Linked DNA regions of Homo sapiens: region 1 is linked to region 2. A link is a contact called in ENCODE Hi-C or POLR2A ChIA-PET data. All regions are on one chromosome and are shown on one strand. Each heading gives the region's core, a stretch centred on a gene start or an enhancer-like site at or near the end of the contact. The rest is flanking DNA. Distances are from core to core; before and after follow the strand shown. Region 1 has its middle 97 kb from the start of MAN1A1. Region 2 overlaps MAN1A1 (mannosidase alpha class 1A member 1).

Region 1 (6,972 bases), core at 1,840-4,339, 130 kb before region 2:
CTGAATCTACAATAAAGTCAGTACGAAACTGATTTGGTCACAGGCTGGATTAAAGAAGTGCTAGAACTGGAGCAAATAAAGTTGAGTGTGGCACTCAGTGTTGTACTCAGTGCTACTCCACATCTTACAGGCCAGGTTAATGAACTTTAAAGTTCAGAGATTCACTTCTCCTTTCCATCACTACTGCAAGCAAGGAAGAAAAAAGTGTGGGAAATTAAACCAAAAGAGGAATCAAAGAATTAGACTTGTTATGACAAGTGTACCTTTCAATGTGCTGGGCGCTCTAGAAAAACAGGAGAAAGTGGGGGGCCTCCTCCTTCCCACCCACTCTAAACGAAAAACAACCAAGCTTACAGGGCATAGCTGACCTAAGCATTCACCCAGGAAGTAGGGAAATTGGAAATTACAGCAAAAACATGAAACTTCCTTCTAGGCTGCCTCTCTACATTGAATGTGTTCACTGCTTAGAGGCAGAAAAGAGGAAGGAGGAGAGCCAGGTTCTTTCTGTGAATCCATGAGGCCAAGGCAGGCAGTGGAAGAGGCAGTACAGAGCCTGTTTGTCACCTCTGAGGTCGAGGAATCCTGGCCACTGTGAGACCCTTGGCCCAAAGGATGTGGGATTCTCAAAAACCAGGTTTACTGTAACTCTTCCTCTCAGAGGGATGAAAGAGAATGTGGAGGATGAAACCAGTGTTCACACCCACCCTCCCCAGGGAGAGGGAAGAGAAATTCCCCTTCTCTATGGAAACGTGGATTGGAACAGAAAGCTCCTCCTGGAACAGGGGATAGTGCACTCTGAGCATATATAGTGGAAAGTAAACAATCTAAAGCTGTGTCAGGTAAGAATGATTGGAGCTAGAGGAATGTGCCTTAAATGTGTCAAAATGGATGTTGTTTGGAAGAAAAAATAGCATTCTTCGCATAGCCCAAGATGGAGAATAAGGCCAACAGATGGCAATTAGAGGCAGAGTGACCAACTGTCCTGGTTTGCCCAGGACTGACGGATGCCCTGGGATGCAGAATTTTCAGTGTTAAAACAGGACAGCTCCAGACAAACCAGAACAGTTGGTCACCTGGGATGACAGATTTCAGTTCAATTAAAGAAAGACATAGAGTCAGAGCTTTCTTACCACAAAGAAATGATCCATGTTTGAGGGTACACTAAATACTTTGATTTGATGATTATACAATGTATACATGTATTGAAACGTCACACTGAACCCCATAAATATGCACAATTTTTATGTGCATATTTATTTTTATTTTAAAATGAAATAAAACAACAAAAAGACAGCTGTTCAAAGGCAGATAACAATTTTACTACCACTGGAAATGCTCAAATATAGTTTAGCCTTTAGCTCAAGGCTGCCAACAAGAGGGAGGTGGGAGTTGATGACCCCAAAGGAGAGAAGAAGAGTAATCTGGTACCATGAACTTTTTAAAAAATTTATTGGAATATAAGCATTTTCCAATTGATTATTTGTTTGCTTTTGGCAGTCATTTAAGAAACTTTCTCTAAGAAACTCATTGGTTCATATGTTTCTTCCATTAAGTGTGTGTGTACACAAACACACACACACACACACACACACACATGCACACATATATATGTATATATGTACCTCACAGTTTGGGCAGAGAAGCAAATTTAGCTCTAATTCCAATCCCAGTACTTTTCTACTCTGTTTTCCCACCCGCTCCACCATGCCCAACACACAAACACACACAAACTTACCATAACAGCCTATGGGTTGAATTAGACAGTCATTGTGTTAGGAAAATGGAAGCTTGTTCCGTCAAGCCTCCCTCTCAGTTCCTTCTTTCTAAAAGTGAATTTTTGAGGGCCTACTTTATTTTGTGGGAAGTGGGGTGGGAAACCTTTTTTTTTTTTTTGAGATGGAGTCTTGCACTTGTTGCCCAGGGTGGAGTGCGGTGGTGCAATCTCAGCTCACTGCAACCTCCACCTCCCAGGTTCAAGTGATTCTCCTACCTCAACCTCCTGAGTAGCTGGGATTACAGGTGCCCACCACCAGGCCTGGCTAATTTTTGTATTTTTAGTAGAGACAGGATTTCACCATGTTGGCCAGGCTAGTCTCAAAGTCCTGACCTCAGGTGATCTGTGCACCTCAGCCTCCCAAAGTGCTGGGATTACAGGCGTGAGCCACCAAGCCCAGTGGTAAATCTTAATATGGTCCCTGTTATCATGAATTTGTGAAAAGATAACTAAAATGCACTTATAGCAATTAAAGAAGGCTCTAGTTAGTGACTAATTGTGCCTCTGTACACCTTCAAGCCTGTGGACCAAGGGCAGTACTGAGTTACAGCTGCAAAGGCCAGAGCCTTTGTTTGCTTGGGGAAGGCTGGAGAGTTCCACACTTATTATACAAAGTTAGGGTAAGAATGACCATACGTTTCCATTTTCTCAGAACAGCCCATGTCTACTCATACTATTCCAGCATAATTATTAATAGTATCCCAGTTTGGATGATAAATTAAATGACCACCCTAGATACAGCTATTGGACATAGTCAGAATAAGGGCTGAAGTTGAACAACCAATGGCACTGGGTCATGCTCTGGGCATTTTTTTAGTATTAGATTTCTAGCATATACCCATGCTGAGTCCAGGTCTCAAGAAAATGTTTACGCTTCTGTGCATATAGGAATATTTGTGTTAACATTAAATCATGGTTAAAAGAAACAAATTCAAAGAAAACATACAGTGAAGTTATCATTAAAAATTTCTCAATGATAACTTTGTGGGTTTTGTTTTCATGTTTGTTTAACAATAGAAGAATGGAAAATAACATTGTCTGGCTGGCAGTTGGTGATATTTATTAATTGGATATTCTTTCTGGTACTTTTGCTGGTTTTCCCTGTCATGCTGGTCAAACACACCCTAGAAAAACATACAGGTTGGACTTATCATTGGAACACGCCTAATTTTCACTGTCAGTATGCTGCGCAGGATGGCCACAATAGTTTTGTGGCTAAATAACCAAAGTCAAGTCTGCAAATAACTTTGACCCAGATACTTAAGATTTCAGAAGACTGGAGACAAGATCTGGAGCTTAGCCAGCTGGCCCTAAAACAAGGAAGTTTTCCAGACTATGGGGCAAATGTAAGACTGCTACATTCCCAAACTGGTTCTGAGATGCCTGTTCATTACCATCAACAGAGAAGCCTGTAGTTAGTGTTTAGAAAGAAGGAGGTTTTATAACTGAGGCTCATATTGAAAAAGAAAATAAAAGACTAGAAACCTGTGGCCAGAATAATGTGAGTGAGTCAGAATAAAAGAAGGAATAAAGGGAGGGAAAGCCCAGATCCAAAATGAGGCCGATCATACATGGGGCTTAGATATGTCCAAAAATGAGAGGGCCCACCAGGAAATCTCCTTGATTGACGGGCAAGGCAGCTTGTCAGCAGTGAACTCATCCTGATGTTAGAGAGAGTCAGGCAGACAAACTCCATCCAGTTAACAAAAGCTGAGTTGTTGAAGGGGAGAGATGATTCTAAATAAAGCATTGTCTGTCACTCCAGAGATCCTTATTGAGCATCTGTGATGTGCCAGGCACTGTTCTAGGTGGAGGCATGAGACATACAGTGAACAAATGAACAAATAAGCACAAGATAAATTCAGATAATAAGTGCTATGAAGAAAATGAAGCAGAGTGATGTAATAACACCACAGGGGGGGAAGGGAGAGAATATTTCAGGCTGAGTCATTAGGTAAGGCCTCTCTAAGGAGATGTGATTCTGAAAGAAAAGATGGAGCCATACTGTGAGCAAGTTAACTAAAGACTGGAGAGCATCCATTGGTTTGACAGCATCAAGCTCATCGGAGACCTTCACAAAGGCAGTTTCAGTGGAACAGTGGTGTAGATGCCAAATAGGAGAGGGCTGATGAGGTGGGGATAAAGTGAATGTGGGGTAAGGAAGCAGAGACAGAGACTGCAGACAGCGGTCCACTTCAGATCTAAGCTACCCGGAAATTGAAAAGTATATGCAGCTGCAGGAGAGCTTTTAAGAGGGGCCAGCCTGGAACACTGCGGAATGCTAAGAGAAGAATCCCCACTGAGAGGGAGAGTTAGACATGCAGAAAAGTCCTTGCGAAAACAGTAGGGAGTCAGATCCAGAACACATGTAGAGGCTGGTCTTTGACAAGAAGAGGGACACTTCCTCTACATTAACAAGAAGCAAGGAAAGGAGGGAACTAATGCAGGGGTGGTTTTATGGACCTGTCAAGCTGGATCCCTATTAACTTCATTAGGGATGGTATCAGGTTCAAGAGGCTCAAGAAGAGACCCAGAGCGAGCAAACAAGACATAGGGTTTACTAAGGGGACTTAGATACAGAGTGGCCCAGTGGCAATGGGTTGGATGACAGAACTGCTACCACTTGCAAAAAACATGCAATTTATATAGCATTTTTGCATAGCATCCTCCTCCAGCAACCTCCACCTCACAGCCTTCATTTAACCCAAAACAAAGGGCCTCAACCCCCTGCACAGCCCGTGTTCCATGGGACAGGTGGAGGTTCATATGTTCTTCATAGATAAGAAATGAATTTCTGAGTTGGCCACTCCCAGTTTCCTTAACTTGTAACTCTGAACACATATTCAGGTGCATCTGCCATACAGGATCATTCTCAGTGTATGCTTAAGTTACGGCTATCAGGCGTGTCTGCCATACAGAGCCTGACAATGGGAAGTTTAAAGAGTTCCTATCTCATTACTTTTATTTTGTTAATGAAATAAGAAATGAGGTCATCAGTGAGAGTGAGTAAGATGTAAGGGGGAGGGGAGAAAGTATAAAACAGTTCTCTTGAGAATGATTAAGTTTATTAGGGAAACACTGTCAGGCAGTGCAGAGTACCTATTTAAGGCACCTAAATATGATGATGAATTTATTTAATGAAACAGGCAGCCTCCTTATTGATTTTTCTCCAGCCATACACATTTGTTCAGATCTAAATACAAAGAAGGTAGATAGGTCCAACCAGTGCTAAAGTTGTGGCAGATGAGTGTGCTCATCGCAGAACTGAATAAGGGAGGTGAGAGTGTCTGTAGGGACATGATTATGACTTCTACCATAAAATCTAAGCTGGACAAAAAGGGAAGTGAGGGATAGTTGATAGATAATGAAACTGTGGTGGCATTAATGGAGTGGAGTTCTCAGTGAAATGATACTAGCCTGCAGCTGGAAAGTGGAATACAGTACCTGAGTCAGAAATTTCAGAGGCAGGATGCAGGATGTTTTGGCAGTTAAGGTAGAGAAGCTAAAAGAAGAACATTGTCACAGAAAAGGTATAATAGTCCATTCTCACATTGCTATAAAGAAATACCTGAGACTGGGTAATTAATAAGAAGTTCAATTGGCTCACAGTTCCACAGGACGTACAGGAAGCATGACAAGATCTGCTTCTGGGGAGGCCTCAGGAAATGTACGATCATGGCAGAAAGCAAAGAGAAATCAGGCACGTTTTACATGGCTGGAACAGGAGTGGGGGCAGGGGGATTAACCACACATTTTTAAACAAATAGATCTCGTGAGAACTCTATCACAAGAACAGCACCAAAGGAGGAAATCCACCCCCATGATCCAATCACATCCCACCAGGCCCCATCTCCAACACTGGGATTACAATTCAACATGAGATTTAGGTGGGGACACAGATCCAAACCATATCAGAAGGCAAAGGAAATAAGAGCAATGGTGGAGAATGAGTCAGCCTAGGCATTATGAAACAGCCTATGAGAACTACAGCAGAGTTGGCTTCGAAAGCTGTAAGCCAGGGATATCTCCCCTGAATGAAGAGAGGTTGGTAAAACATCACCTGGCCATGCATAATGACTAAGGATACGTGCTCTAAAGTCAGACTGCTAGAGTTTGAATCCCAGCTTAACCACCTTCTCACAGAGACCCTGGCGGCAACAAAAATAACACCAAACACTCAGATGGTATCTACTAAGTACTTTACATATATTTATACCTCACAATAAGCCAATGAGTTAGACACTTCTGAATTCACATTACACAAATGAGAATAAGTTTTTTGTCCTCTTTAAACCTCACAATGATATGATAAGGTTTGTTCCTATCTTATGGGGTTTTTGTGAGTTTTCAGCGAAATAATTTATGCAAAATGATTAGTACACTGTCTAGCTCCTAGAAGTGTTCAATAAACGTTAACCGATATTATGAGGAGAAAGGACAAGGAGCAGGGTTTTAATAAGGAGCGATGGTCTGGAAGCAACCCTGGGAAGCCAGGAAGAAACTCACCCACTGCTGGCCTTGAAGAACATGGAAGGTTTTGCCTTTTTTTGGTAGGAAAAAAAAAGAGAAAAAGAAAAAAAAAAATGGAGCATGGAACAAACCAAAAAGTACATCAGATTTATACAATTAAAAAAAAAAATCTCTGCTGGGCATGGTGGCTCACGCCTGTAATCCCAACACTTGGGGAGGCCAAGGCAGTGGATCGCTTGTAACCAGGAGCTCAAGACCAGCCTGGGCAACAAGGCGAAACCCTGTCTCTACAAAAAATACAAAAATTATCCAGGTGTAGTGACCTGTGCCTGTAATCCCAGCTACTCAGGAGGCTGAGGTGGGAGAATCGCTTGAGCCCGGGAGGTTGAGGCTGCAGTGGGCCAAGATTGCACCACTGCACTCCAGCCTGGGTGACATAGCAAGACCCTGTCTCAGAGAAAACAAAAAACAAAAAAAACGCCTGGCTGAGTGCCCATATGGGTGTCAGGTAAGGAAAGGAATTGGAGAAGTCAGATAAAAGTCTAGCAATACTGGACAGTTTGTTACTCAAGAAAGAGGGGTTTTAGAGGATGGAGCAACAGGGAGGATAACGCAGGTCTGTTGAGTCGGAAGAGACATGTACAAAGAAGTGCGCGGTTGGGCTGAGAGTTTAGTGACCCTCATGACATGCACGTTTACCAGACAGGCTGACTTTAGATCTTCCTAAC
Region 2 (7,132 bases), core at 3,022-5,521:
AACCCGTGTAGGATGCCCAAGTAGAGGTGAACAGATACCTTTCAAAGGAAAGAACTTTTAGCTATTAAAATGTATGTAAAGCAAAGTTCTGTTTCAGTATATGTCAGGTAACTTTTTCCCTACAGGGTACAGAAGTAAGAGATACTCATATTTTCACTTTTTTAATATAGCAGTACATTTAATGCTTTCCCTGTATCTGCAAGGTTTTCAAAAAAAGAAAGATTGGAAGTTGGTTTTGCATGTCATGTTTCTGAAAGCCTCACTCTTAAACATAATGTAAATTTTTCCAGAATAATGAGATAAGTAACAGAAACATACAAAGATATATATCAACAGCACATGAGTAACACTTTATTTGGAAGCCAAGTTTCCCCCAGATTGCATGGGTCACACATTTGGCTCAGGACAGTGTACAAGGTAATATATGTTAGGCTTCAGACTCAATCTGAGTTCATAGCCAACCTCCACCACCAAGATCTGATGTTGGGAAAATTACTTTACCTCTTGATTTCTTCATCTGTGCAATGGGACTCTCTCTGGGGAGACTACCTTCCTTGCAGAGTTGTTGTAAGGGATGAGCGGAGAAATGCTTTACATACTTCCTGATGTGTAAGTGTTCAGTAAATGCTATTTCTGTGACAAGGATGATGATAAGAAAATACATTTTTGGGACACACCAATTATGGATTTTAAGTCTTGTGGAATCACTAGTTGCTACTCCAAGATTATCCTTAGGAACCAGCATTTCTGGTAGTATTACATTTCATAAGTAAAGTCCTTTTATACATTTTTATTATTGTTATGCCCAGATAATAATTTGTAAAACTGTTATCAGCAGTATGAAAGGATTACTTTCAGAATCTTACAAGATCATGGATTCTAGATGACAACGGATATTCCACTTATTAATAATGGACAATTTTAAGGACAGTTACTTCAGAAGGTTTTTTTTGTTTTTTTTTTAGGAAAAACAAATTTTCCTATAATATGTGACATTTTATGGCCAATCTATTTTTATGAATTCTACCTTCAAATAATAATAACTTACAGAATTACAATTCATAATCCTTTAATTAAGAAAATAGTGATTTCTGGCCTTAATTCAAAAAGGAAATGCTTATACTGTGCAAGTCTCTTCTTTAACAGCTTTATTCATAATTGCCAAAACTTGGAAGCAACAAAGATGTTCCTCAATAGGTAAATGGATAATTAAACTGCAGTATATCCAGACAATGGAATATTATTCAGCACTAAAAAGAAATATTATTCAACACTAAAAAGAAATGAGCCATCAAGCAATAAAAGGGCATGGAGGTACCTTAAATGCATGTTGCTAAGTGAAAGAAGTAACATGGCTACAATATAAAAGGCTACGTATTTTGTGATTCCAATTATATTTTGGATGAAACAAAACTATGCAGACAGTAAATTACTGGGGATTGGAGAGAGGGATGAATAAGCACAACATAGAGGATTTTCATGGCAGTGAAAATACTCTATGATACTATGGTAGTAAATACATGCCATTATACATTGTCAAAACCATTGAAATATACAACACTAAGAGTGAGCCTTAATGTAAATCATGGACTTTGGGTGGTAATGATGTGTCAGTGTAGGTCCATCAGTTGTAATAAGCGTACGATTCTCGTGCGTAATGTTGATAGTGAGGAGGTTGTGCCTTTGGGGTACAGAGGATATATAGGAACTTTGTACTTTCCACTCAGTTTTGCTGTGCATCTAAAACTTCTGTTTAAAAAAAAGTCTGTTTTAGAAAACATACACACACAAAAGAAAGGATAAAAGGGAAATACTTGTGCCCTACAATTCTCCTCTTGCTAACTGAAGAATGGGGCTTGACTCTAGGGATAGCTTGTTTCAAAAAAAAAAAAAAAGAATAATAATAATAAAAAAATGTAATTTAAAAAGGTAACTATATCTGACTTTGCTCATTTTAATGAAATTCAAGCTAATTCATTTTCATCGATCACTAAATAATTAGTAACTTTATTAACTACTAGTAATACTAGTGATAACCTCATAGTATTTGTAAAGTTTAAAAAAGGAATCTAAAAGAAAAAGCTTAGTCTTTATAAGGTTGACAAATCTATAAACAAATCTTTTAAAGATAGCACATTTCAATTTTAAAAATCATTTTGTCACTGCTGCAAAAATTAAAATGTGAAAATTTGAAGTTGTGGAATGATATATGTATGAGTTAGAATGTTTGGGCTTACCTTTTTATTACAAGTATTAAAAAAAAACTTTTGAGATTAGACATTACATGAAAATAGTATTTGTTTTCTATGGCACACTTTTTTAGCTCTCCTTAGGATATTAAGGGAGCATCTGTGATATCCCAGCAAGGAATACCTTTTTTTGGCTGGGCATGGTGGCTCACTCCTGTAATCCCAGCATTTTGGGAGGCCAAGGTGGGCAGATCACCTGAGCTCAGGAGTTCGAGACCAGCCTGGCTAACATGGCGAAACCCCGTCTCTACTAAAAATACAAAAATTAGCCAGGCACCTGTAATTCCAGCTGCTCAGGAGGCTGAGGCAGGACAATCGCTTGAACGCGGGAGGTGGAGATTGCAGTGAGCCAAGATCGCGCCACTGCATTCCAGCCTGGGCAACAAGAGCAAAACTCCATCTCAAAAAAAAAAAAAAAAAAACCCACAAAAATGAATATCTTTTTCTCTTGATCACTAAAGATCTGTAGTTGCTGATGCTTCCCATGTTGGGAAAGCCCTGTAAGATCTTGGCCTGGGGACCAAGTGAGGGAGATCACCTGTCACCACAGGCCTGCAAGGGGTCACTTGCTGGCCTCACATTGACCACAGAGGTCTTAGCACAGCTAATCTAATGAATTCAAAGTTTCCGTGTTAATTAAAAATCTGCCGAATAAACAGACCAAAAACCCTGAGGTTAAACCTTTAAACACAAAGTGACAACTTCTGAACTCAGTGACAGCTTCTGCCTGGAGACCATAGTCATCAACCACAAGACAGATATTTTTGATAAGGAAATAACTACAAATGGTAGACCCTAAGCTGATGCCAAACTGTTCTATGTAAGGAAAGTGTTCTCAGCAATAGTGCTTCCTTCCAAAAAGGAATGGACTAGATATTCACCTATGAATAAGCCCTTTTCTGACCTCTAACTTTTGAGTTGCTAAATTATAATCCCTTAGAATGTTTTAGAGAAATGGACTTATATTTTGGTCAAGTATTTCTTTATTCTTTTTCTTTTCCCCTGTACCCTCTGCCATTTGGTAACAGCACAAGAGTTTTTATAAAATAATGTCAAAATTTGGCCATAAAAAAAGAGAACCATTAAATGCATATGATCCAATTTTTTTAGCTAGAACTGGAAACACTGGGTTTTCCTTAGGAGAACGAGATACTTCTTAGAAACAGAACAATCTGTCCATTACAAGTAGTGATTACTAGAATTCTCATTTTTTAAAACTGGCTTTATCAGTCATTCTGACTCTTTTTCTAAAGAAATTGCTATTGCTAACCACGCTTTCATTTCACTGGGGAATTAATGCTCAGTGGCACATTAGAATTCATGCAATAGCATTAAATAATTACTGTTTCTTTATATATCTCCTGCCAACTTAGAAGTACATTAAAATTGGCTGTAGGAGAATTCAGGACACCTCAATCTGAAGAAAATCCCCATCCATATATATATATTCTCCACTCAGTAGATAAGAGGCAACCTCGAGTACCTGGCAACAAACGAATTGCACACATAGCAACAAGAAGTCGAGTAATACAGAAAGAGGAAAGAGAAGCTGGTCCACATTAGCTCCCGTGGTGGTAGTAAACTTCAGAAAATATCAGAGCTGTAGACAGCAGCTTGGCATGAGGAGAGGAATTCATGGTTTTCCATAAATCTAGTGACAGGCCAGGTCGAATAGGACAACACCATCTTGTCTGCCCCAGTAGCATACAGGGCAGGAGGAGAAAAGTTAGGTACAGAGCTGGAGCTGAGAGCCGAAGTGGAGGAGGAGGAAGGCTGTGAGAATTGAAGGATGTAGGGCAGGCAAGGAAAGGTGGTGCTGTGAGGGTCTTCAGTTGAGCCAGCTCCCAGTCCTGATTCGGCATGTGTCATTTTGGTGCCAGGCCTGGCCACAGCTTCTCAGACCCCAGATAGAGCTGCCTTCTGTGCATGGAGGAGCAGGAGGGCTCAGAGGCCTCAGATGACTGTCTGAGGTTTGCAAGCAGCAAAAAAGTGAGGGCTCTGTTCAGTGTATAGTGGAGAAAATCAGCGTGAGAGAGTTTCCAGCCTTGCTCTTCTCTACACTACCTTGGGCCTCAGCTTCATATGTAAAACAGGGATAATAATACCCCAGAGAGGGTGTTGTAAGGATTGGATGTGTTAAATTATATCAAATTCCCCTCACAGTGCAGTGTGGTAGCTGTTTGACAAAGTTAATTCACTTCCTCCTTTACAGCCTCGGCCTCCATAACCCATGATGACGACAGCTCCTACAGTTTGATTTGTAGAACAAAATAATACTTCTAAAATGTGAAACTACTGCTCATCCAGTGAAAGAATTGTTGAGAAGCTTACACATAATGCTTTATGCACCTCAGATCTCAAAGACTTTTGCTAATTTGTGGCAAAGAGATAGCACATATGTTGCTACCAGAGCAGTCCGGGAAGCTGGCCCTGAAGGGCAGCCTATGCTAGAAGTGGAATAGAAGCTCCTCACAGAGCTATGGGAACCAGGGCTGGTGGGAAGCCACATGCCCACAGACCTAAAAACAGAGTGGTTAGTTCTAGACGCGTGCCTGTAAAGTAGAGGTTGCAGTGCAAACTGCTGGGCTGTGGGCTAACTGTGGCTCACGGATTTTTTTTTTTAACCCTTAGCCAGCGTAGTTTTGATTTTTTTTTTTTTTTTAAATAGCTTTAGTGAGGGGCTTGACTCTCGTTTTGTCACGTTTCCCATTCACTTCTAGTTGCCCTAGACCTGGTGGTTCTGTTCCTGTCTGGCCCTTCAAATGTTCTGACCCCTTTTTCGAGCCTACCACAGAACAGGGCACAAACCAGAGAGCAGACAGTGGACTCAGAACCAGGAACTGAATGTGTCCTATCCCATTGTCCTAGGGTTGCCAGATGAAATATAGCACTTTCAGTTAAATTTGAATTTCAGATAAACAACTTTTTTTTTTTTTAGTATAAGTAGGTTCTGTGTAATATTTCCATTTCCTAAATCTGGCAGTACTGCTTTATTCCCATTTATAATTCTCATCCTCGCAACCGTAGCTACTAAGTAGTGATTGTCATTGTAACATTGGGGTAAAGAATCTTGAAAATAGAACACCTTGACAGCCTTTGGGAAAGAGAGAAGGGGATACATTTATTTCAGCATTTGAAAGAGCAAAGCATGTGAATGAGTATTTGAATTTCATATGGGGTAAAATTGGAAACTATCATGGCTAGAGGGCTTTTTTTCACATACTGGGTGATGACAGCTAGAAGGTGACTGGAGGTGGCCCTCGCTCACTGAGGAATGATGTGAGGACAAGGATCATTCCTAAGACTGTCTTGGGTGGCATCTTGATACCTGTTGCATGAGAGGGTGCTAAATACTTTCAGATGTAATTGTGGTAGACTCCAGGCAGGCAGTCTTTGTGAAGGCGGAGTCACATCAGGCTCTGCACTGTCACCTCTTGGTGACATTAGCCTCTTTTCTTTCCTTTCCCGTAATTGCTCTGCCCACTCTGAGTTCAGCTAAAGGTCAAAGCATCAAAGGAAGGAGAACTTCCTTCCTAAGTTCTCCCTTATCTGTTTAACCTCCTGAAGCCTAGGAGGACTCTGAGGAGGTGGCGTGAGTGGATAAAGGTCAGCCAGGCTCATTGAGTGTCTTCTAGTCAGGTGCCCTGTCACACCTGATCTCCTCACTGTGCTGTAAGGGAGATAATACTTACTTTTTTAGTAAGCTGTATTTTCTGAGCAGTTTTAGGCTTGTAGCAAAATTGAACAGAAAGTATAGAGAGTTCCCATATACACCCTGTCCCCACACAGGCACAACCTCGCAGTCTCAGCACCTCAACCCACAGTGGTGCATTTGTTAAAATGGGTTATTCTTTTTGAAAGATGAGAGAACTAAGGGGTAGAAGGGCAGACCCTGAGGCAGCTGGCCTCAGGCTTATCCACTGTGACCTGCTCTGCCATGTGGCTGTGATAGACCGGCCTTAGTATCAGGTCTCTTGCTGCCCAGTTGTCCTTCTGGCCCTCCAGATCTTCATTCCCATAAGGAAATGTAGGTGGTGGGGATAGCATTAGATAAGCGGTGGAAGGGGTGGTTAGATTGCCGTCTTTTCTTGATCCATGGAGAAATTCTCTTCCAATGGATAAGTGAAGGTTTGGAGAAATTGTGAATTAATTTCCCCCAAGTTGCTTTTTATCTGTGTCTCTCCGTTCTGTTTTCCAGTTCCACCAAAGATTGAAAGAAATAAGGTTAATTCAATGACCCTAAAAATATTTTATCTGAAAGCTCTAGAAGTTACTTTTATATGACAGCCAAGTAATTTTAAGCAAAGTTTGATGGAAATTGCTGTCAGGCTTTTAAAATCACTGTTTTTCAAAGCATCAACCCTAAGTGTAGTTTTAAGAGAAATGGCACATCACTTTCAGGTTTAACAATCAGTGAGTTAGATTGCTCTTCCACCTCAGACCTTGCCTGAATCAGACACAGCCCCTTGTGTCCCCAAGAACAGCAGGGACATGAGTATCACTGGACCACAGAACTTCTTCCCTTTCATGACAAACAGCGGACTGTTATATAAGTGAGCCAAACATGGCCTCTGTCTGTTGGTCTCTAGGTTATTTCCTCACTGCAGGCTGAGACCCGTTAATTCAAGAGCCCGCCAACACCAAACTAATTTTTAATACATCTAATTATTTTAAAAATAGCCCGAACAAGCAGATTTTTAGCATTTAGAGCCTGCCTTACACGTTCTGTGAAACCTTACCTAGCATCTGTTGGCCATTGATAAGATAGAGCTTTGTGGTTTTAAGACACCGAGCTGCTACTGCCCTTCAAGGTCTTCTGATAATAGAGTTACTCCATCATGCTGCAAAGTGACATCACTTAGTCCTAAGCCCTCATTCCGATG

Evidence for each region. A loop is a pair of places that touch in the nucleus more often than their neighbours do. ChIA-PET counts read pairs that join two places held with the same protein, here RNA polymerase II (POLR2A). Pooled maps may share reads with other maps.
Region 1: a pooled map shows a loop between it and region 2 (2.4-fold over the local background). The contact joins two enhancer-like sites. A Hi-C loop is called at or near these places in 1 of 37 single-sample maps with no recorded cell type and 3 of 50 pooled maps. POLR2A ChIA-PET finds 5 or more read pairs at or near these places in 3 of 52 experiments (GM12878, activated CD4-positive, alpha-beta T cell and activated naive CD4-positive, alpha-beta T cell).

The regions. Positions count from the first base shown.
Region 1 is chr6:119,442,953-119,449,924 of GRCh38, reverse strand. No RefSeq gene overlaps it. Among named protein-coding and RNA genes, the nearest start is that of MAN1A1, 97 kb to the right of the region's middle. Within about 2 kb of position 3,089, at least 5 of the 41 ENCODE cell types and tissues checked have a DNase peak (open chromatin) inside an H3K27ac peak, as active enhancers do.
Region 2 is chr6:119,311,715-119,318,846 of GRCh38, reverse strand. All of the region lies in intron 2 of MAN1A1 (mannosidase alpha class 1A member 1), which reads left to right. Among named protein-coding and RNA genes, the nearest start is that of MAN1A1, 34 kb to the left of the region's middle. RefSeq lists a silencer at 5,569-5,863. Within about 2 kb of position 4,271, at least 7 of the 41 ENCODE cell types and tissues checked have a DNase peak (open chromatin) inside an H3K27ac peak, as active enhancers do.